3 separate regions of the Homo sapiens genome follow, and all the other regions are linked to region 1. Evidence: chromatin loops called from intact Hi-C (ENCODE). Cell type or tissue: mammary epithelial cell. All regions are shown on one strand.

The links. Hi-C counts contacts between places; a loop is a spot of excess contacts. Peaks named below come from ENCODE experiments on the same cell type or tissue, not always from the same donor. Only the 100,000 strongest peaks of a DNase experiment are listed, where the experiment ranks them.
Region 2: a loop joins it to region 1, with 2.1 times the contacts of the local background. A loop is called at or near these places in 7 of 110 quality-filtered maps.
Region 3: a loop joins it to region 1, with 5 times the contacts of the local background. A loop is called at or near these places in 3 of 110 quality-filtered maps.

What each region holds. Positions count from the first base shown.
Region 1 is chr14:76,199,760-76,207,759 of GRCh38, forward strand. It overlaps GPATCH2L (G-patch domain containing 2 like), which reads left to right. Exons shown (of 10, transcript NM_017926.4): 10 at 1,932-8,000. The coding sequence ends at 2,092. Among named protein-coding and RNA genes, the nearest start is that of GPATCH2L, 52 kb to the left of the region's middle. RefSeq lists an enhancer at 3,535-3,964. In mammary epithelial cell, no CTCF peak of the experiment used is centred here; DNase peaks (open chromatin) are centred at 1,582 and 3,822; H3K27ac peaks cover 2,871 bases.
Region 2 is chr14:76,349,425-76,357,424 of GRCh38, forward strand. It overlaps a transcript of ESRRB not described here. Among named protein-coding and RNA genes, the nearest start is that of ESRRB, 23 kb to the right of the region's middle. RefSeq lists an enhancer at 3,623-3,812. In mammary epithelial cell, a CTCF peak has its summit at 3,538 (motif pointing left); no DNase peak of the experiment used is centred here; H3K4me3 peaks cover 286 bases.
Region 3 is chr14:76,644,553-76,652,552 of GRCh38, forward strand. No RefSeq gene overlaps it. Among named protein-coding and RNA genes, the nearest start is that of VASH1, 110 kb to the right of the region's middle. RefSeq lists an enhancer at 3,174-3,468. In mammary epithelial cell, CTCF peaks have their summits at 570 (motif pointing left) and 3,338 (motif pointing left); no DNase peak of the experiment used is centred here.

The DNA.
Region 1 (8,000 bases):
GTTCCTCAAAAAGTTAAACACAAAACTACCATATGATCCAGCAGTTCTGTTTCTGTGCATATACCCAAAAGAATGAAAAGCAGAGACTCAAAATAGATTTTTGCATACCTTTGTTTACAGCAGCATTATTCACAGTCGTCAAGGTGGAAACAAATCACATGTCCATTGCTGGATGAATGGATGAACACAATTTGCCGTATATATACAATGGAATATTATGTAGCTTGAAAGCCTTTCTTATTCAGAATGAAACTCTGCCATGTGCTACAAATTGGATGAAGACATTTGCTAAGTCAAATAAGTTAGACACAAAAGGAGAAATATTGTGTGATTCCACTTTTATAAGCTACTAGAATAGTCAACTTCATACAAACAGAAAGGAACATAGTGGTTGCCAGGGGCTAGGGGAAGAGGGAAATGGGGGGAGTTATTGTTTAATGGGTACAGAGTTTCCATTTGAGATGATGAAAAAGTCCTGGTGATAAATAGTGGTGACAGTTATACAACAGTGTGAATGTACTTAATGCGACTGAACTGTACAGTTAAAAATGGATAAGATAGCAAATTTTATGTATATTTTACTATAATAAAAAATAGCAAAAAAGTTTTTCTAGGGTAGTGCTTTTTTCACTGCAGTTTGGTGACCATGTAGGTACAGTTTTTTGAAATTTATTACCAGTTAAATATGAGTGAGTATATGTGCCTGAGTTTGTTGTGAGTGTGTGTGTATGAGAGAGAAAAAGAGAGAGATTTGAGTTGTCAAATGTATTTCCTGCTGCTGTGGTGACGTTCCAAAATGTTTGAAAGCTGTTGCCCTCAAGAAACTCTTGTATATAGAGTAACAGCTTTCAAGATATTTTTACATTAGCCCACAATAAGAAATTCATGTTTGAATATGTGCGTTGGTTGTACATGTAAATCTGAAATAAATCTTGGGTACATGCCGATACTTTCTATTTTTTTCATTGAGTAAAAAAAGTAATGGCCATGACCCACTAAATTGATTTTGTGATCCACAATTTGAAAATTACTGTTTTAGGTTACGTTTCTGGGACTGGAATTATTGGGTGACGGTAAAATCCAAACTTCCCTAGATTTTGCCATATTTTAGTATATATTTGTTCTCAGCAGAGTGGGTAGAGATGATGGTGGTTTGTGCCACTCCACTCAGGGGCATTTGGAAATGTGAAGTAAATGTTTGTTTGTCACAATGACTGGGGAGTGTTCCTGGCATTCAGCAGATAGGATCCAGATCGGTAAGTGTTCTGAAGTATACAAGACAGCCCTGCACAAGCCATGTCTCCTGTCCAGAATGTCTTTAGTGATCTTATTGAAAAATATTGGGCCTGATTGTGCTCTTTTTCTACCATTTTCCTTGTTGTATGGTATATATTTATTGGTAACACTGCCCTATCGGAGGCATGGGTTGTGGCAGGAAGAGCGTGGGGTTTAGAGTCCAGTATGTGTGCTTGAATCTTGATATTTAACCAGCTCTGTTTTATCCCTGAACAATTTATCTGATCTCTGTATACCTTAGCTCCCTGATCTAGAAAGTGGAGATCACTATGAGTCATCTCTATGAGCATCTATGAGTAAGGGTTTGCATTAACAAGATCATGAGTATTCATTGTTTAAGCAATACACACATAAGTACGTAATAAGTGATTTTTACTACATTATGAATGCGTGCTACTGAATTTATTTGTTCAGTTGAACCCATTTTCTCAGATTAGGAAATACTATCTTATTTAAATCTTGTCTTTACTTTTTTGTAGAGAAGAAAGAGATACCTTACGTGGCCACTTGGGTTACTAGGACATGAAGTATAAGGATTAAGAAAATTTTTTTTCTAAGTATCTCTCATTCTAATTTGTCTTATTCTAATTTATCTCCCCTTGATGTTTTGCTCCTCTCTGTTGTAACCTTACTAGTTCACATGGATGCAGTGGAGCCAACCACACCAGCATCACAAGCCCCCAAATCACCCAGCTCTGAGTGGTTGGTGAGGACCTCTGCAGCAGAGAAAGCCACAGACGCAACTACTGCTACATTTTTTAAAATGCCACAAGAAAAGAGCCCTGGATACAGCTAGAGAGCAGGACTTCACCCTCCAGGAGCTGACTGGGTGTTGCTGAAGCAAATGTTGGACTTTGTGTTAGATAGTCTTGCATATCTTAATCGACATTCCCAGTCCTTTCACCACCAGAACCAACTCCTCTTTCAAACACAGCAGTGGATTCTTTCTCTCAGAAGATCATGTTGTGGGAATCTTTTTTTTAAATAGTGAAATATTGAGGCAGCAATTTTTTACAAAAAGGTCATCCTCTGCTCTATTTGTTACCTTGTTATTGCTGTCTCAACATTTACTACAGCTCCATTTACAGAACTGTTGCTTTTTTGCAGTTGTCTTTGTTCTTGAAAAACCAGTAACTGCTTCTGCATACCTTTTGTGTAGAGCTTTTAATATCATTTGAGGAAGTTCCAAATTTGTAGCCAGTTCCAAACAAATTTAAATATTGAGTTGAGACCTGTATGGAATTGTGTTCGCAGGAGATAAGGCTTGCCTTTGAGCCTACTCTTGATTCATGCAGAGTGCCAATAAGATAAATCAACCAAGTTTTGGGGCCTCAAAAGAGACACCAGCAACTGGGCCTTGAGAACTTCCATTTTTTTGCAGATTGTCTGCAGAAACTCAGACAGCTCATCAGCAGCAGCAGCTGTATTGTATTTTACCTCATCTTCAGAGTTTATGTTCTACTGAAAGAGGACGTGTGTATACACACACACACACACACACACACACAGATTGGTATAATGGAGAAGATGGTTTAGGTGTACAGCAAATTTAAAATAGTCAGTGGATTGTGTCTTACTACTTCATGTCCCAGTGTAAGCCTTTATGTCCTAAGCAGGACTTTATTGTTAGTATTATAGGCTAATAACCTGCAGCAGAAATTCATACTCTATTATAATAATGGCTTCTTGGGGCCATGCTTTGGGGAAGTAAAATGTCTTTTTGACATGCCTTTATACTTGGCGTGTTTATGATGGCTCAGCTGCATGTGGAGTTATATATACAGTCGTGCCTGAAGTTGGATGCTACTTTGTCAAAATGAGAAATAAGTGATGGCCTGGAGCTGCTGGAGAGAAGCCACGCTTTCTAGAAAATATTATCAGGAGTGTCTGTCATTCATTCAGGGGCCTAGCTGACAGAAGGGCTCTTTTTTTTATACCAATGAGTGCGTTTACTCTGAAATACATAGAAGCTCTTGGTGAAGTGCTCCCTGCTCTGGTCACATTGTAGAGGGACTCCCACTCATGCATCTGCTTATTTTCTGTCTTAAATAGGTGCTGAATGGGGCAGCACCTCCTTCCCCCAAAGTGCGATTGCCCCTGTTTCCCATACGAAGTGTAATGACGGGTTGCTTTTAAAATTATAGTCCTTATCAATGGAAACTCCAGATTTCTTTATCAAAGGGAGGTGGGTGGGCATGAATCTAGTTGGAAAAGGGGACTTGAAGCTAAGTTTACATGGCACTTTAAGACTGAGAACATATCAATTGTTCATAATCAGGAATATGGTAGAGGGAGAGCAGGTGTAGATGATGGGACGGGAAAGTGCTGAAACCAGCCCAGCAGACCTGTGAGTCGCCTCTGGTTCTCACGCAGCAGTGTGTGTGTGCTCACAGGGATGTTCCACCCCTGGTTCTCATGCAGTAGTGTGGGAGAGTGCTGAAGCCGGCCCAGCATGCCTCTTAGTTGCCTCTGGTTCTCATGCAGCAGTGTGTGTGCTTACAGGAGTGGAGATGATGGGATGGGAGAGTGCTGAAGCTGGCCCAGCATGCCTCTGAGTCACCCCTGGCTCTCATGCAGCAGTGTGTGTGCTTACAGGGACTTCCCAGGCTGCACTTCCCTTCCCTGTGGGCTGCACCCGTAGAAGTATAGAAAATGTAATGTCTGTTGAATATAAAATCGTACCACTGAATTGTTCTAGTGATGAGGTTAGATTTTGTTGTCATGTGCATTGTCACCATAGTGACCCGTGGCATATATTTTTAACATACTTGGTTGGGTTTGAGAGAAATCTGTGGACGTAATTTTTTGTTTGTGTCAAGCTCTATGACTCATGCAGTGATTGGTCCCATGATCATGGCCTATTAGTGAAAACCTCCAAAGGTCAGGTGGCCAAGGTGTTCCCACATTTTTTCTATATAACTTGTTTCCTAATAGTCTGCCTTTCTACCTATGATTAAAAATAATTTTTATATACAACATTATTTACATTTCAAACATCTCTACGAAGTCATGCCATTTTAAGGAGATGAAAACAGCCACAGAGTTGAGTGACTTGCTCCAAATCACATAACTAAGCCAGGACTAGAATCCCAGACTTTCAGATTTTCTCTGCCCTGGGTTATAATCTCTTGTTTTTCAGTGATAGACCTGAGTCAGTCTGAGATGCTTATTTATGAAACAGTATACCATGAATATTTATTATCTTTCTTGGGCATGCTTTTCTACACATTTTGAATACTTTCAACAGGGATTACCCAAGAATGCAACATCTACCTGTAATAAATGGGGAGAAAATTAGTTGCCTGAGAGAACAGAATATTAAGCACACAAATACTTTCCAACACAGGGTTGTAAATTGTGCTCCTCATTTTAAGGTGCTGTACGTGCATGTTTAAGGAATTATTAATCAGTGTATTCTGCTTGCTTTCTGTATTAACCAGTTCCAGAGGATAGCCTTAGAAATGAGTGTATTTTGAATCTTAAAGTTTCTTTATATGCGGCACAGTGTATAATGTCGTAAGTTAAGAAAAATCTGTTATCTTTCAAAGAAGTTACGTAGTTTCAAAAATGAGGTTTTGTAATCAGTGTTGAAAAAACTCTGAACTATGACTTACTTTGAGGATGATCCTTGAGCTCATGTATTTGATCTGCTCAAAAGTAATAACTAAAGCTGAGTTAAACAGTTGTTATTTATTTCAGGGTTCTGATTTTTCCCAGCTGGCTACACAAATGGCCTGTCTGAATCCTAGTTTAGTGTGTTTTCCACGATGGGCAGAAGTCAGAACATTATCTGCTTCTGTGAGGATCATAATAAAAAGTTAGTTTTAATTACGAGTTTAAAGGAATTTTAGATTTTTTTCAGATGCAGTATTTTAAAGGAACAAAACTCCTGTGTTGCCTTTTGTTGTTGTTGTTGTTGTTGTTGTTTCCTAGAGACAGGTTCTTGATCTGTCACTCAGGTTAGAGTGCAGTGATGTGTTCATAGCTCACTGTAACCTTGAACTCATAAGCTCAAGCCATCCTCCTGCCTCAGCCTCCTGAGTTGTGAGGACTATGGAAGTGTGCCACCATGCCTGGCTAATTTTTTAAGTTTTTGGAGAGATGGGGTCTTGCTCTGTTGCCTATGCTGGTCTTGAACTCCTAACCTCAAGCAATCTTCCTGCCTCAGCCTCCCCAGGTGTTGTAATAATAGGTGCGAGCCACCATGCCCAGCCTTGTGTTGCCTCTTGGTAAGAAATAATAAAAAGAAATTAGTAGCTTGTTTACCTGGTACCAGATTTGGAGGGGGCTGAGTATAATTTTTACTGAGTGGTATGTGGTTGGAAAATAGGCCACATTTAGCCTTGAATTGTTTAGAAATCAAATGCGATTCAGAATTGAAGAGGACATTGCTGGGCTATGAAATAGGGTACTAACAAGGCTATTTTTGTAGCAAAATGGCCAAAAGCTGAAATAAATCTTCTTAGTCTGTGATGCTTGTAGCATCCTTTGTTAAGTAAAGCACAACACCCTGGACAAGCGACTAGTTATGACTTCCAAATAGATTGATAATAGCCTTGCATGTTGTAGTTAGAGACACTGTAGCTGTATCTGTATACCTGTAATATAGCCTGGGAAGTTCTGTTGCTGCAGAGTTATCATTAAAGTCACTTGGAATTGAAAAAGATACAGAGTGTTGAGACAAAGGAACTAGGCTGGCACAGTCATTGCTGATGCGATGGGTTCTCCACTTTGGCTCCAGGCGAAGGCTCCTGGTGGTGATGCATGATTGATTTCAGGTCTTTGTTTCATTTTGGCTTCATTACTGTGATTCTGAGCCACACAGGTTTTTCCCCCTGGGGAGAAGACTATGTAAAAATCTCAGCGTTAGAAGCTGTGTTCAGTGCCCTATATGTCTTGTGAACCTATCTGAGCTGGGCTGAGAGCAGAGTGGCTTACTGTAGCAGCTGTGGATGCAGTCTAGTTGGAGGCATGGCTTGGAGGACGTCATGGTTCATGCGATGGTTGGAGGGATGGTAAAAGCAGTTAGCTCTTGTCAGCTGCTTCCCTCTGCTAGTGCTTGAGCTGCCAATTTTATTTGTCAGTATTTCCTGATCTCCCACTCCTGTTGTGAAAGGTCACAGAGTTACTGTCACTGGCAACAATTTCGCCCCTTAGAAGAAAACTGGTACAGAGGGAAAGGGTGAGGAAAATGGTGAGTTCCATCACTCAGAACTAAATGCAAGTGGTAGAGAGATGCTTTCTCCTGTGTTAACGTCTCCAAAAGATGAACATCAAATGCCCGGAAACAGCAACATCAAAAAGAAGGAAGATGAGAAGTATTGTTGAAGAGTATGGACCTACAGGGTTTTTAACAAGTCCAGCAAAACAAACTATGGCCAAAAGAAGAAATTTTTCTGTCACTGCGAGTAGACATCATAAATGCTTGGTAAAATTGCCAGATTTAGGGAATAAAAAATTTTTAAAGTACAGTGTTGAAGAATGGGGCATGTCATGAAGACATTCAGCAAAGAAGCAATCTTGGCAAGGTGGAGAAGTGGGAAGCAATGGGGAGAGAAAGGGAGATGCCCAGAGCAGGAATTCTCAATGTGTGGTCCCTAGGCCAACAGCATCAGCACATCTTGCCCTCACCAGACCTACTGAATCCGAAACTCCCAGCGCAAGGCCCAGCAGTCTTCAACAAGCCCTCCAGGGGTCTTTGGTGCATGCTCAAGTTTGAGAACCATAGGCTTTGCCACGGTTAAAAAGATGTTTTAATGGACTGGTCTCCTCCTAAGCTCTGAGGTGCTCTCATATTCCCTCCATAAGTAAAGAGATTTTTTTTGTATAATTCTTTGCAGAAACTGTTAATGTCTTTATTTCTCATATTTTTTTTTTCCCCTACAAGCTCCTGAAAGATCTTTTTGAAGAATTGACAAAGGATGCTATCAAGGGCTATGTTTAGGTGGATGGAAATAACCTTTTGAAAATGGATAAAGCCTGGGTGTGGTGACTCACGCCCATAATCCCAACACTTTGGGAGGCCAGGGCGGGAGGATTGCTTTATTGCAGGAGTTGAAGACCAGCCTATGCAACACAGTGAGACCTTGTCTCTACAAAAAATTTTAAAAATTAGCTGGCTGTGGTGGTGCATGCCTGTGGTCCCAGCTACTTGGGAGGCAGAGGCAGGAGGATCACTCAAGCCCAGGAGGTTGAGGGTGCAGTGAGCCATGATCTGGCCACTGCACTCCAGCCTGGGTGACAGAGCAAGACCCTGTATCAAAAAATAGATAATAAAATAAAAATTGATAAAAATAGATCAATGAATTGTTAGTCTACGAATGATAGTCATTTTTCACAATTGGCAGTAAAAATAGGATTTGTGTAAGGTATGAGTTTACCATATTTGTTCATTAGATCTTAGTTTCAAGGGAAAGTATCATGTATTTTCCAGCATGATAATGATGAATCATTTAAAGTACGGCTCATAAAAATGAAAAAAAAAATTGGAAGAAAAAAACACCTTGGGTACATAGATGTGTAATAAATACCTGTTGAGTTATTGGTAATCTCTTGCTAGGACTGAATCTCAGTACTTCAGAGCATGTAAAAATCAATTTTCTGTGATCCCACTTAATCACACCGTGTTTTCTTTTTTTAGATTTCAGCTAGCAATTTTGCAGGGGTTGGAGACCAATAGCGATGTCATGCTTTTTGGTTGTTGT
Region 2 (8,000 bases), 150 kb after region 1:
GAGGGATGCACTGGTCTGGGAAGGGAGGGGTAATTCTTTTAGACTGTCCTTAACCCAAGAAGGTGTGGCCTCCTGCGAGATGCTCAAGATCTCCAGGGTCTAGAATGGTGCCTGGCACATCCTAGGCACTTAATGGACAGCTCTAGAATGAATGAATGAATGAGATTTGGACTCTCTAGTTGGGGTTTATCTGAACTACCAATAGCCTAGTGGGTGGTAAGAGAAGGATGAGAAAAAGGAAAGCAGAGAGCATCCTCGTCCACTAGAACGTAAATTCCGTAGAGGCAGGTCATTTTGTCTGGTTTTTCCCTGCTGGGTCCCCAGCACCTGGAACAGTGCCTGACTCTGAGTGCGTGCTCATTAAAGATTTGTTTAGTGATGAATGAATAGAGAAGGGAAAAAGGGAAGGAAAGACTCAGGAAAAGGAAAGAGCCTTTGCAGCTAGGAAAATACTGCTGCACTACTGGGGAAGTAGGGTCCATGTGCCTGGGGTGGGTCTAATGAAAACCAGGCTTACATTCAGTAAGATTCATCAGGCTTACTATTCTCTCTGCCACCTCACACTCCTTTTCTTGGGTACCTGTTCCTGTGGGAGACAAGTATTCTTTTAGTGAGTGATACTGGAGCGTTCTTTTCTTCCTCTACTCCCTTGCTGCCACCCACCAACCTGCCCCAACTTCTGAAATTCCCATCCTGGGGGAGGTTCCCATGAAGGGCTCCTCTACACCTACATGGAGCAACTGCCCTGAATCTCTGCTCCTCTCCCTCCCACATAAGCTGGGCTGGACAATCCAGAAGGAACCTCTACTTCTCACTAAAGCATGTCCGCCCTCAAGCCAGCCAGGGGTGTGGGTAGGGCGGACCATGTGCCTAGCTTCCTTTGATCATAGAAAACACTGTGCTGGACACAGAACAATTCAAAACAGCCCTTGCCCTCGAGAAGTTTGCTACCTTCCTAGAGAGACAGGACATATGCCTGCGAATGTTTGTACATCCAGAAAAATGTCAGCAAGCTGAAGGGGTTTGAGAAACACTTGCATGGCTGCCCAGGAGACTCAAAGTGACTGTTGCCAGGGCCCCAACCTACCAGGACGGCAGAAGCCACTAGTGTCTGTAACTTCACAATGAGGGACTGAGTCACTCCCCAGTTTTCAGATTTGGCACTTTGTTTATTTTCAAACCAGAATATCCTAAGCCAAGCAAATCAATATTCTGTCTCCCAGAGCCTGAAGCCCTCTGATGAGCCAGGTACAATGACAGCTGTATCGAGGCACTTTAGGGGGTGATTGTTGAGGGAGAGAGACCGGGTCAGGCATGACTCCCCACAAGGCTGATGGCCTCTACCTGATGCCACCATGGACCACCTGGACACAGCTTGATGGACTAGCAGGACGCAGCTTCTCCCTCTGCCCTGTCCTTCGGCAGGAATCAACAGGCAGTACATCAGTGACATGAGGCTTTGGCAGTGCTGAGTGAGGCTGGCAGGTGAGGTACAGGGGCCCTGGGCACACCTGCCTGCTGTCTGCCTTGCCTCTGCCAGATGAATACACCTTTGTCATCTTGACTGGTAACCATGGGTCTATTCAGTCAGGTAGAGGATGGTGATGCTGAGACCACAGGTTGGGGGTAGATGTCATTGAGGCCGGTGAGCTTTGCACCTGTGCATCACCTCAGTATTCCCCCAACCCTGGCCACTGTGGGGCTGGAGTGAGAAAAAGAACCTGGATGAGGGAGCACACCATCCCCATGAATGGAAAAGAATTAAAGTTAATATCATTAGAGTGGTTTCCTAGGGCAGCTATACCAAAGTACCACACACTGAGTGGCTTAAAAATAAATAAATGTATTGTCTCACTGTTCTGAAGGTTAGAAGTCCAAGATCAAGGTATGGGCAGTGCCATGCCCCCTATAAAACCCTGGGGAGGATTCTTCCTACGTCTTCCTCACTTATGGTGGTTGCTGGCAGTCACTGGTGTTCCTGGCTTGGAGCTGCAGCACTTCAGTCTCCTCTGTTGTAACATGTCTGTGTCATCCCCATGTCTTCTCCTCTTCTTATAGGGCCACTGGTTGCATTGGGTTAGGGCTTGCCCTGCTCCAGTATGGCCTCATCTTAACTTGACATCTGCAATGACCATATTTCTAAATAAGGTCACATTCTCAGGTACTGGGGGTGAGGACTTCAGCATATCTTTTCGAGGGATGCAATTCAACCCATAACAGCCATCAGTATACCACCTTCTGGGTGAAGGTGAAGGAATATTATCTCATGTATGCCACCATATGCAAAAAGCTTGTTTTCCTTTCTGTTCAGAGCATATGACCTCTTCTCACCTCTTCTCATAAACCAACAAGAAACAAGGACTGGGTGAATGTCAGTGGGGGACTCTCTATAGCTGATGAAGAGTATAAACTTCACTGGGTGCAGTGGTTCATGCCTGTAGTCACAGCTACTTGGGTGGCTGAGGCGGGAGGATCACTGGGGCCCAGGAGTTCAAGGCTGCAGGGAACTATGATGGCACTACTGCACTCGAGCCTGGGAGACAGAGTGAGACCCAGTCTCTTAAAAAAAAAAAAAAAAAAAAAAAGCAAACTCCAAGAAAGCAAGTGAACAGGTTTTTAAGTGTCCTGTTCGCTGTTGAGTCAGTGCCTGGCACAGAGTAGATTTGTTGAATGAATGGATAAGTGAATATGGTGGTTGGAGCTCCACAGGCTGGAGTGAACTGTGTGACTCAGGAAAACCACTTACCCTCCTTTACCCGCCTGACTTTTTTCGTGTGTAAAATGAGAATCAGAACAAGTACACGTAATTTACACATCATTGGGAGCATTGCATAAGAACCTATGTAAATGCCTTAACTCAGTTCCCAGCATGCAGTAAGTGTTCAGTACATGTTAATTAAATCAGAACCTGTTGGCGGCCACTGAGCAGTCTTTGAGGTTTGGGGCAGCTGCAGTAGTGATGCCAGCCTAGCAAGCGGGAACGTATCTACTCAACTCTTCTGCAGGAAAGGGTTGAGCTACCTTAACCAGGGAGCTGCTAGTGAGAAAGTGATCAAGCCTCAAGCGGACCTGGGAGACTAGATTACTAGAGAAGTATTATTACAGGGCACCGGTTGGGGGCACAGGCCCTGGAGCCAGACCCTGGGCCTTCAAATCCCAGGTTTAGCCCCAGCCAGGTGTGGGACCTCTGGCGCAGGGAAGCTCAAGTTTCTCTGACTATAAAGTGGAGACAATAATAACATCTGGCTTTCTGGTGAGGATTGGATAACAGTGCCTGGCACATGGTGAGTATTGTGTAAGTTTGATATTACTAGTGTAACTTTTCTATGTCCTCGGCCCCGGTTGCTCTGAGCTAGCTGATTGGAAAGCCCTAACCCTCGAACTCCGGGCTTTCTGGGAACGCGGGCTCTCTCCCCTCTTTCCCTCCGCCCCCACGCGCACACAGGCGAGCACCGTCCGCCCTTCCTAGTTCCCACCGCGCGCCCCTCGCTGAGCGCTCCGCACACTCTGAGATCCAGCGCGCCCTCTGGTGGCACACGGCCCCGAATCGCCGCGCTCCTGCGGGCCGCGCGCAGGGTCGCCGGGTAGGCACAGGCACGTCCCGTGGCCACGGACCTTTGCCCTCTGAGGCACCCTAGACCTTGGCTTTCTCTCTCTCCATTGCTCTTGTGAGAAAAGCTGCCTCGCTCTGCGGCCTCTCTCACGAGCGTGCCATTGTCCCGGAGAGTCCGGGAGTTGAAACAGCCCCTGGATAGAGCTGGGGAGAGGGCAGCACCCCCTTATCTTGGTGAGGTTTCAGGGCTTGCCCTCCTGGTTCTAACCTCAAAGGAGGGAGTTTAGCTAGGAGACAGCTGTTTTTACAGTCCCCAACCCCACCACTTTTTTCTCTGATGTGCTGTTGAAACCGATGGGCAGCTGAAAGGCCCTCATCTCTGCAAATCCGCCTGACTTAAGGTTCACCCTGTATGTCTTGGGTTCGCCAGCCATTACCATCCCCTAAGACTCGGGGATTACAGTTCCCGCCCTGCCTGCCTCTGTGTGGGTTTATTTAGGCCTTCCAGCCCCATCACTTCATCATCATCATCATTTATGAACCGCTAAGCATGTGCCAGGCACTGTTCTAAGTGCTTTGTGCATATAACTCATTTTATCTGGACAAGAGAAGAAACTATAAGTACAGGAGAGCCTATGAGGAAACTGAGGCACAGAGCGATTAGTGACTTGTCCAAGATCACAGATTGTAAGGGCTGGGTGTGGTGGCTCATGCCTGTAATCCCAGCACTTCAGGAGGCCAAGGCAGGAGGATCGCTTGAGCCCAGGGGTTTGAGACCAGCCTGGGCAACATAGTGAGACGCTATGTCTCACTATGTTAGTTACAAAAAAATTAAAAATTATCCAGATGTGGTGGTGTGTACTTGTGGTCCAGCTACTCAGGAGGCTGAACCCGGAGGATCACGAGCCCAGGAAGCTGAGGCTGCAGTCAGCTATGGTGGAGCCATGGAACTCCAGCCTGGGCAACAGAGCGAGACCCTGTCTCAAAATAAAAATAAAGAAAAGAAAAGAAAACTAAAAGGTCACACATTGCAGGGGTTTGAACCCTAGCAGCCTGACTCCAAGCCTATGTCAGCCCCGCTGGGTCCTGCTGCCTCCCTGCTGAGCTTTGTGTGGCTGGTCCTGCTCCCTTGCTTTGCATCCACATACCCTGACCTCTCCATCTGGAATGCCCTTCCTCACCCCCGGGAAATCTGCTTGGCCAACTCCTCTGTGAGCCCTTCCTTGGCCCCCAGGGTCCTCTACCCGCCCCCCCCCCCACCCACACTTCCACCCTCACCTCTCCATGTGCCTGTCATTAGTGTTACTTGCTTGCCCCTACCACTGGGCTGTGGGGCTGCTGACAGCAGAGGCTGTTTTCTGTTCATATTTGCTCTCTCCACTGCCTAGTACGATGCCAGGGACATGGCAAGTGCTCCTGCGATGAAGCCAGGCTCACATAGCAGCAGCCTTTTTCCAGGGACCTATCTCACCATTGCACTCTGAAGGGGGAGGACAAGTGCATTAGTCCCATTTTACAGATGTAAAGGCTGAGGTCCCGGGGGTGAGGGATTCATCCAACATTGTGACCCAAATGGGAGACACTCTTACCACAGTCCCTTGTTCTGTGCTCAGTGTCTTAGGCCAAAGGCTTCTGAGGGACCAGAATAAGGTGAGGGGCTGACCCACAAGAACCCATGGGGTCTCGGGGGTGGAAGAGTGTGCCTCATTTGTGTAGGTAGGTCCTGGGCTTTTTTTTTTTTTTTTTCTTTGAAATGAGTTTTGCTCTTGTTGCCCAGGCTGGAGTGCAATGGCTCGATCTCAGCTCACTGCAACCTCCACCACCTGGGTTCAAGAGATTCTCCTGCCTCAGCCTCCTGAGTAGCTGGAATTATAGGCATCCACCACCACGCCCGGCTAATTTTTTGTATTTTTAGTAGAGATGAACGTTCACCATGTTGGCCAGGCTGGTCTCGAACTCCTGACCTCAGGTGATCCACCCACCTCAGCCTCCCAGATTGCTGGGATTACAGGCATGAGCCACCATGCCCGGCCGGTCCTGGGCTTTATCTGCACGGGCCAAGGAGGAGAGAATTTGAAATCCGTGTTTGTTTTATTCTCTAGGGTCTCCCCTGGAAAGATGTCACCCTTTGGGTATACCTTCCTCCTCGGATGGGTCTTTTCCAGGCAGCCTTCCTTGCAGTCTGAAGCCGGGGCCAGGTGGCCAGAGGCGGTAGAGACCCAAGTAGGGCTCAGAGAAGTTAAGGACAAAGATAGGGACAGCTACCAGGGCTGGGGATGCTGCTCTATAGGGCAGCTTGGGACCCGAAATACTGAGTTTGTGTGTGTTAAGGACCCTGGCAGACTTTTACCACGCCCTTCTCCCTTTCACCACTCATGTTTCCCTCACTCCCCATTGCCCATCCACATGGTTCCCAACTTTCAAGACTCAGCCCAAGCCTCACCACTCCCTCTTGGGCCCAAGTCACTTGTTTCGTCTGCCACGTCCCCACAGTACTCCATCCAAGCCATGTCACTGAGCACTCTAGCTTGTATCAATGTGGATCATTTGCAAGACTTTCCCAGGCCAGTCATTTCTCCTGCTCTAATGGACACCACTTAAAAAGAAAAATCAGATATTCTGTCCTGTCTGGGTCCCCCTCACTGGACAGTACAATGCTGGGCAGTAATAAATGCTCAAGGGTGGCCAAGCTGCCTAACTTCTCTGAGCCTCAGTTTTCTTCTCTGTAAAGTGGGGATAATATATGTATATGTGAGACTGTATACATCAGAGCACCCAGCACAGGGTCCAACACATAGGAGGGAATCATTCGATGTTAGTTCCCCATCTTCCTCATCAACACTTTCCTGCTGCACCCTCAGCCTCCTGCTCCAATCAGAAAATGAGGCATGGTGAATAGTATTCTCTCTCACCCCACCCTGGCCCCAGGTGTCTGGTGTGCAGAGGATCAGATGACCCTCTTCCGCAATCTCTTCCCCCCAACCTTGAGGGGCTGCAGGGGACTCTCTGGGCTCCAGCCAAGTGGAGGTTGGAACTTGCTTCTTCCTTGCAATGCCCAGAGGGAGCCATGGGGAGCTGGAGGTAGAAGTTGAAGGAATGGCTGTCATTGACATGACCTGCTCCACAGCCCTTTCTCATCATCACCACAAATGGATCGGTGAATGAATGGGTGGAAGAGTCAGAGAAGGGGCTAGGGTTTCTCTCTGGGCATTTTCTGGGTTCATGAGTGATGGTGCAGAGAGCACAGGCTGACCCTCCTTACCCTTTCTCTGCCTGGCTGTGTCTACAGCAAAGCATTGACTCCTACATTGTGGTGCAGGGAGGAGCAGGTTTATGGGATGTGCTTGTCTAAGTGTTTTCTCCTATGAACCCATTTAATCTCACAATCACTCTAGGAGGCTGGTACTCTCTCTCTCCCATTTTACAGATAAGGAGACTGCGACAGAGACTTGCTCAGATTATACGACTACCCCAGAGACTCTAGCCCCAAAGCCTGTGCTCTATGTTATCCTGACTCTAGGATGACAGAACGAACATTGTCATTGAAACCCACAGTCTGATTCCTTCTAGCCCCAGCCTGCCCTTCTGGCCCATGGCCATGTGGCCCCACCAACCTCACGTGACCCCACTGACCTCACATGGCCCCATGTGTGCACCCTCTTTTTAGACCTCCCCACTCTGTGCTAACTCCAGACTCATCCTATCCTCTTGGTGCTGCCTGCCTTTCAAGGGGAGGGGGCAGGTCCCTTAGGAAATGGAGAACAAGCAATGCATGAATAAATAATCACTCCTGTCCAGCCCCATCAGCGCATGGTCCTGCAATTGTTCTGCGAGGCTGGATTCTCCTGTGGGTTTTAACTCACTCTTATTCTCTTGTCCAACTTTATGCTCCCTCACTGTCTGTCCCCCATGATTTCCATCTCTCCTGAGGAGGGAAAGGGGCCTTGTTGGGCCTTTGATGGCCACTAGGAGCTCCTCTGAGGATCCTCAGGGAAGGTTGACTCTCTCCCTGAACCCCCTCTCCTCCACATGCACCCCCTGGGGGAGGGTGTGGGCTCCTGCTGGTGCCCCTGCCAAGCTATAGCCCAGCTAATGGAGGATAATCTACTAGTATCCGCCACTCCTCCCCAATGAGGGATAATCTACTAGCATCCACCACTCCTGCCCAGTGCCACCAGAAGTATTTTTCTGGGTTCACGGGGCATGAGAGAGAAGAATCTATATCCAGAAATTTTAAGGTGCAAGGAGGAGCTCAGAAATGCACAAAAGTATTACCCAAGATGGGATTCACATTTTTTACAAACAGTGCAAATAATAAAGAGCCCTAATAAAACATTCAGAGCCTTTGACTTAGTCATTTCTCCTCGGACAGCTGATTCTAAGGAAATAATTCCAGAGAAGAAAAAGGATGCATGAGACATGAGGAGGTTCATTGCAGAATAGAAGC
Region 3 (8,000 bases), 440 kb after region 1:
GCGCTAAAATGTTTCTGAAGAGCACAGGAATTACTTAAATGAAAAATAATTGTTGAGGAGCCATTATTATTATTCAAGATGTGTCAAATGACATTGAAGTGTTCTATTTAATGTGTGGTCATTACTATCATCTTTTAGAGAACATGAAAATAAGCGTTCGTCTGATTACCTGAATGCCCACACCTATTTTCCTCCTAATGTCTTATGACCATCCACCTGGAATTCTCCAACCTTGGGAGCTTTCAAGAACACAGCCCTCACAGCTGAGGCAGGGGAGGCCATCAGCACACAGGTCCTGGATGGGTCGGAGGCTGCTGAAATATCTAAGTTCCTGCAATGATTTCAGAGCATGCTGCTCAAATGGAGGTGCTTTCTTAGCAAGCAATCTCTCTATTTCTTGTGGGAAGATGAGGAGAAAATCGGCTGTTGGGTCCGGGATCCCAGCTGGCAGCTCACCCAGACTGACCCCCACCAGGGGAGCATGGAGCATTTCCCAACAGGGAAAGGACTGCGGGGCGCCGAGGGCCCCAAGCCGCAGAAACATGAGGCTTGCCTGACCCCTTGTGGTGTGAGGCTCTCAAAGCCCGCTCCTTGCTGTTCAGACAGAAGGGGCAAAGACTGGATTCATTGTGACTGTGAGTGCTTGTCGTGGATTGAATGACACCCCTCAAAAGGTATGTTCCCCCAATGTGACCTTATCTGGAAAAAGGGCCTTTGCAGATGTAATTAAGGATCGTAAAATGAGAGCATCCTGGATTACCCAGGTGGGCCCTAAATCCAATGACAATTGCCCCTTATAATCCACAGAAAAAGAAAAGCCACAGACATACAGAGCAGAAGTCCACGTGAAGATAGGCAGAAAAGGGAGTTACACAGCTACAAGCCAAGGAGTGCCGAGGCCCCGGCAGCCAAAAGAGGCTGGGAGAGAAGACATATCTGCTGTTTGAAGGCACTAGGTTTGGGGTCATTTGTTATGGCGTGCTAGGAAACTTCAATATGGGATCAAGGGATAGGAGGACTCAAAGCCAGGGGCTTCCAAAGCCTGGTCTGTGGAGAGAGTGCATCAGAACCACCTGGTGCACTTGATTCCTTGATTCTGATTCAGAGTCCCTACGGTGGGGCTCTGGAATTGTACATTTTACAAGCTAGCCCTAGTCAATTTTTCTGTACACCCAGTTCTGGGAGCTGCTGTTCCAACCAACTCAGTGATAACCTTTGTAGCAGTTATTAGTGCTGTTCACCGAATAGCTCTATCTCTTTACCTTCTAAGCACAGGATACGATTGCGCTTCCTGCCCTGCTGTGGGCAGATGGGGTCAAGGGACTAGTTTTGACCAATGGCTTGTGGGAGAAGTGCTGTGTGTTAAATACGAGCTGAACTGTAATTGCCAGTGCAAGACCCCCCACCCCAGAGCTCTCTTCGCTGCAGTATTTGGGGTGGTGGCTGCTCTACTAGCCTGGACCCCTGAGGGACTGAGTAGAATCCGCCTACCCACCTGTGATGCACACACACCCGGGGCTTTTAAAGCCTCTGAAATGCCAGGTTGGTTGTTACTGCAGCATAACCTAGTCTATCCTGACTGATTGAAATATGGGAATGTTTTGTTTCAACTTCAAGTCACCCGCTAGAACCTAACTTGGATACAGACACATTTTTTAAGCTTTGCAAACAATTTGCTTAACAAGATTCAGGCTCATCATAGCAGCCACTTTTCATATTATGGGGGTCACTGAATTGAACAAAATCAGTATTAACACCCAAGCAACTCCAGAGCTTGTTTTTCTTGCTATTTTATTAATTCGCTAAAACTAATCATTTTCTAACTAATATCAGACTTTACTGTGCATACAAATTACCTCGAGATCTTGTTAAAATGCACAGTGTTACAATTCAGAAGGTCTAGGATGAGGTTCTGCCTTAGTCAGTTTGGGCTACTATAACAGATACCACAGACTGTGTGGCTGAAACAACACTTATTTCTAATGGTTCTGGAAGCTGGGAAGTCCAAGATCAAGGTGCTAGCAGATTCCATATCTGGAGAGGGCCTGCTTCCTGGCTTATAGGCAGCCACCCTCTTGCTGTATCCTCATGTGGCAGAGAACAGAGATCATCTCTCTCATGTCTCCTCTTATAAGGGAACTAATCCCATTCTGAGGATCCCACCCTCATGACCTAATCACCTCCCAAAGACCCCAACTTCAAACACCATCATATTGGGGATTCAGGCTTCAACATAGAAATCCTGGCTGGAGGCGGGGCACAAACTTTCAGTCCACAGCAGACTCATTCTATAGCTCTAACCAGTTCTGGGGTGATGCCAGTTCTGCTGGTCTGTGGACCACACTTTGAATAGCAAGATTTTAGGTAATGCTTTTCTACAAAATAAATTATTGAACTAATGGGTAAGTTAATTTCATAACATCCATAATTATAATAAACTACATCTGTAAAGCCATCTCTAGTTTCACATGTATTCAACTTAAGCCTCATAATGGCCCTGTCTGTGAGTGAAAGCAAGCAGATTTTTTTTTTTTTTTTTTTTTTTTTTTTTGAGATGGAGTCTCATTCTGTCACCCAGGCTGGAATGCAGTGGCGTGATCTCGGTTCACTACTGCCTCCACCTCCCAGGTTCAAGCGATTCTCCTGCTTCTGAGTAGCTGGGACTACAGGTGCCTGCCACCACACCCGGCTAATTTTTGTGTTTTGGGGGTTTTTTGGGGTTTTTGTTTGAGATGGAGTCTCACTCTGTCACCAGGCTGGAGTGCAGTGGTGTGATCTTGGCTCATTGCAACCTCTGCCTCCCAGATTCAAGCGATTCTCCTGTCTCAGCCTCCTGAGTAGTTGGGACTACTGGTGTGCGCCACCATGCCCAGCTAATTTTTTTGTGTTTTTAGTAGAGACGAGGTTTCGCCATGTTGGCCAGGCTGGTCTCGAACTCCTGACCTCAAGTGATCCACCTGCCTTGGCCTCCCAAATTGCTGGGATTACAGGCGTGAGACACCGTGCCTAGCCGAAAGCAAGCATATATTCTTATCCCTACTTTGCAGATGATAAAAATAAAAGCTGAGAGAGCTTGAGACTCCCTGAGGGTCATCTTGTTCGGTAATGTCAAGGATTAGACTAGAAAACAAATCTTGTCTATGCTCTACCACTGCCTAATAACAGTCCCCAAGATTTCATCAGTGTTTGAATGCCCAGCAAGATTCTAAACATGGTGTGTGTGTGTCTCATTGGAAACCACCTCAAATCCAAATGCTGTGGTCACTTTCAACCTAGCCTCTCAGTAGCACCCTGCACTTTGGCTTTGGGATGGCCTCCTACATGGAGGAAACATTGCCACCTAGTGGACTTCCAGAGCATCAACTCTTAGGACGCTGAGTCTGGGTTACATCTTGGGTTACATCTTTCTAACTTTGGCCTTCATAGCTCTGGTTCTTCCAGTCAACACAAATGCTAGACTCTACATAAGAGATGCAGATGTAGCACTGTCATGGCCTTTGCTTCTAGGAGCTCTTGAGGTAGGTGCAGAGACAAGATTTTTTTACACGAAATAATTAGTTCCTTGTTCAAATTTCGTGATCAGAGGACATGGTTAAGTTCTAACCTTTAGTAGTTGTGTGATCTTGGGCAAGGCGCGTGACCTCTTTCATCCTCCATTTCTTCATCTACAAAGAGAAGATACAATAGTCTTGCCTCACTGGGTCATTGGGATGAAGACGAGAGATTCGTATTAAAAACCAGCAGGGCCTGGGAATGGAGATGTTACGGGGAATGGAGGTTATGATTTCTAGATGGCACCAAGATTTTGAGCCTGGTTGACAGGAACAATGATGATTCCATGGGGAGAGATAAGGTGGACAGCTATTTGAGGTAAAAGATGGCAAGTTTAGATTTACCTATGAGTCTAAAATGTCACTGGGACAGATGTGGGACAATATCCAAAGCAGTTGGAAGGGGCTGTGGAATGAAGACCCAGGTTTGGAAAGGCAGGAGAGTACAGTGGTCAGGTGCATGGGTGTGGGGCCCAACAGCGCGGGTTTCACTCTCAACTTCACTGCTTCCCAGCTGTGTGACCTCCAGCAAGTTGTTTAACCTCTCTGTGTCTTGGACTGGTCACCTATAAAATGCAAATAACAGGGCCGGGTGTGGTGGCTCATGCCTGTAACCCCAGCACTTTGGGAGGCTGAGGTGGGTAGATCACTTGAGGTCAGGAGTTCGAGACCAGCCTGGCCAACATGGTGAAACCCCGTCTCTACTAAAAATACAAAAATTAGCTAGTTATGGAGGCACACACCTAAAGCCCCAGCTACTCAGCAGGCTAAGGCTGGAGAATCACTTGAATCCAGGAGACGGAGGTTGCAGGGAGCGGAGATCATGCCATTGCACTCCAGGCTGAGTGACAGAAAGACTCTGTCTCAAAAAAAAAAAAAAGCAAATAACAATGGTTGCTGTGAGAATGACATGAGTTAGCATAGCTACATTAATATCTATTAGGTACTTTCTGTAACTTTTGCCTGAGTCAGGCTTGAGTGCACAGGTTGGAGGGGAGGGGGTCAAGTGTATGAGTTGATTATGAACTGTTTATATATTCACTGGAATATAGGCTCCAGGAGGGCAGGAGCTTCTATGGTTTATTTCTATCTCCTGGTGCAGCACAGATGCTTAATAAGTAGTCATTGAATAAATGAGTGAATGAATGAATGAATTAATTGACACAGGCCTAGTGAAGAGTGGAGTCAGGAGAGGCTGAAAGGGAAACCAGTAGACTGGGCCTTGCATGTGACCCAGAGGTAGAGGCTGAAGGCCACTCTCCAACCGTGCTCTTTTTAGAAGTGTGAGATGGAAAGGACTAGGTTAGTGGTTCTCAACCCAGGCAATGTCTGGAGAGAGACATCTCTGGTTTTCGCAATTGGTGGGTATAGGGAAAGTAATCCTGGCATCTAGCAGATGGGGGACATGGTTGTGGTTAAACATCCTACAATGCCCAGGACACCCCCCAAAACAGAAAATGATCTATCCCCAAATATCAACAGTGCTGAGCCTTAGGTGTCTAAAAGATCATTCTTTTATAACTTTTTAAACTGTTACATAATAGTTGTGCAAATTTTGGAAGTACATGTGATATTTTGACACATGTACACAATGTAATGGTCAAATCAGAGTAATTGAGCTATTACCTCAAACATTCATCTTTTTTGTTAGGGACATTGCAATTATTCTAGCCATTTTGAAAATACAATAAATTAGTGTTAACTATAATTTCCCTACCGTACTATGGAATACTAGGTCTTATTTTTATGATCTAACTGTATTTCCAAAAGATGATTCTAATCCCTGCTGTGTTTCTTAATAGTTCTGTGGCCTTATCAGCCAAATCCTTGATTTCCCTGAGTTTGTTTCCTTATCTGTAAAATGGGAACATGAGTACCAGCGCTATTCATATTGTGGATACGTGGTGAAGAACAGAATACTGTGTTCTTGGCACCTGCCACATGGTGAGTCCATGTTCAATCCTACTATTACTCTAGTTATTGCTCTCATGCTAAGATGCACAACAAAATAAAGCCTCATCTTCTGGGACTATGGATTCTACTAAGGAGCTTGACAGTGTCACTTTGAAAAGATCAAATGCACTCACTCTTAGCTCCCACCATCCTACACACAAAAGCAATTCTGCTAATAGTGGTCTTGCACCTCCTTTCATCTATCCTGAGGATATGGACGTTGGTGTAGTGTTGAGAATGACCCTGGAGTTGCCACTAGCACTAAAACAGGCTGAGGCTGCTCTACTTATAATCAGTTCATAATCAACTCATAAACTTGACCCCTCCCCTCCACCCATGCACTCAGGCCTGACCCAGGCAAAAGTTACAGGGCTGAGTCTTCCATCAACTACACGCCATGCAGTACCCAAGAAAGTGCACACTTATGGGGATTATGGTGAGGAAGAAAGCAGTCACCATCCTTGCTGGACTTCCATCACTCCATTAGCAGAATTTAAGTAGCCGTTATGCCCCAGGCCTCCCCTGGTCACATGTCTTCCCCTTCCCCACACACCACAGGAGTGTTACCAATTTTAACCTAAACCCATCTGGGTGAAGATGCTTGGGGAGAGGGAAATTGGAGTGAGAGGCAGCACACGTTGTGATGGGCTTGAACAGGTTCTAGAAGAGGCATGACATGAATATTGCCAAACATGGCCAAAGGCTTATAAAAGACCTGGCTTTGCAGCAAAGAAAACAAAAGTCTGGGTAAAAGATTGTGAAGGCTGCATCTACTTAGACATTGCTGTTCATGAGTGTGCAGATGGATGGCCTGGCATGCACATGTTGTGCACACTGAGCTTCCAGCTCCCCTGAACGCACCCACACAACACTCGCTAACACTCAGGGCTGAATCCCAGCTGTCAGCATGGCATCTCTACCCAACATGTGGCCTTTTTTCCTCTCTGGACTGCTCCAGCCTCAGCTGAGAGATGATTCTGGCCTGATAACTACAGCTTTGTTTTGTGAAAACAGAGACGCAAGCATCAGTTCCTTCTTCTGCCCAGAGGTCTCAAGGAGTTTGGACAGGGGTATCATGGGGGCAGGGAACACAGGGAAAAAGAGAGAGCGGGGAGGAAATGAGGAACAGGTAAGAAATGCATTGCTGTTGAAAAAAAGAGCTCTCTTCAGCCAATAATAACAGCTGAGGTTGTCTGAGCACTTACTTTCTCCCAGGCACTGTGCTAAACACGTTTGTTACTCAGTCCTCAGACACTCCCATGAGTTCAGTTTAAGAATTCCCATTCCACAGAACATGGAAAGGGTGCTCCAACAATTATGTTGCTGCAGATTAGCTCATTCTCAATCTAACCAATAAACATGACCCTAGGGTAGAATGTAAAGTGATTTAAATGGAACACCTGCCTTACAGAAGATCCTTTCCACTCAGCATTTGGGAGGGGAGAGGATTTTTTTATTCAATTTGGATGGCTAATTAGTTATCACAATGACTGAGGAATGGGAAGGTGCCACTGGCATTTAGCGGAAGAAGTCCAGGATGCTAAAAACATCCTATGCTCTAGAGAACAATGCTCTAGTCAAGAAACATGAGAACTGTATGCCCCTTGGCTCCCCTATCTCTATAGTGTGGACATCACCTGCCTCATCAGCTTATAATGAGGATTGAATGACTCACCATCTGGAAGGTACCAGTTCCCACAATTTAGCAGAAGCTGTCAGTGCCCCAACCATACCCTTTGGCTATGTACTGTTTCTGAGCAGGCTGGCCTGACCTCCACCAGCCAGCATCTGTATCTCCCTTTCCACAAGTTTTTCTGGCCATGAAAGCACACCAGAACCTCCCATCACGAGACAAACTCAAGGCAGCCTGGGGCCCTCCACCAGTGGCTGGTGGGAGTTGGTGTATAAACACGCAGCTACCTCACTCTTTGGAGAGACAGAGCTGAGACTCATGTTCTGCACTGTTTACAGAGTTCCCCAGTAGGATTAAACTCCAGTTTCCTACAGTGGTAACCAGCTTCCTTTCCTTCTCTCTCAAGCTCACCACTCTCTATGGTGCTCTCTGGGACCATTTCCCAGTTAAACCATTTGCTTACAAATCCCTGTCTCTGAGTTGCTCCTCAGGAAGCTGAATCTAAGACACACAGTGAACAGTGAACTGTGACCCCCTTACTTCTGTGCCCTGGTTAGTTTGTATGTTTTTTTTCAACCTAGAGCGCCCATTATGTGTGTGTCTTCTTGTGCAGGTCTGCTCATTTTAATAACTGTGTACTGTGAATTATGTTGGTTCCTCTCTCTGGCTCGTTAGCAACATTATTGAAAATTGGGTAGGGAGGGCAGCCCAGGAAACCTCACAAACAGGAGGTGATTCTTTCCCAGACAATGCAGGCACTGCCATTTCTGCTTTGGGACTGAGAAACTCCCCCACCCCCAGCCCCCACCAGCCAGGAAGAAGAGTGGATCCTTGTGGTACAACAGCAAAAGGGACGTGCAGGT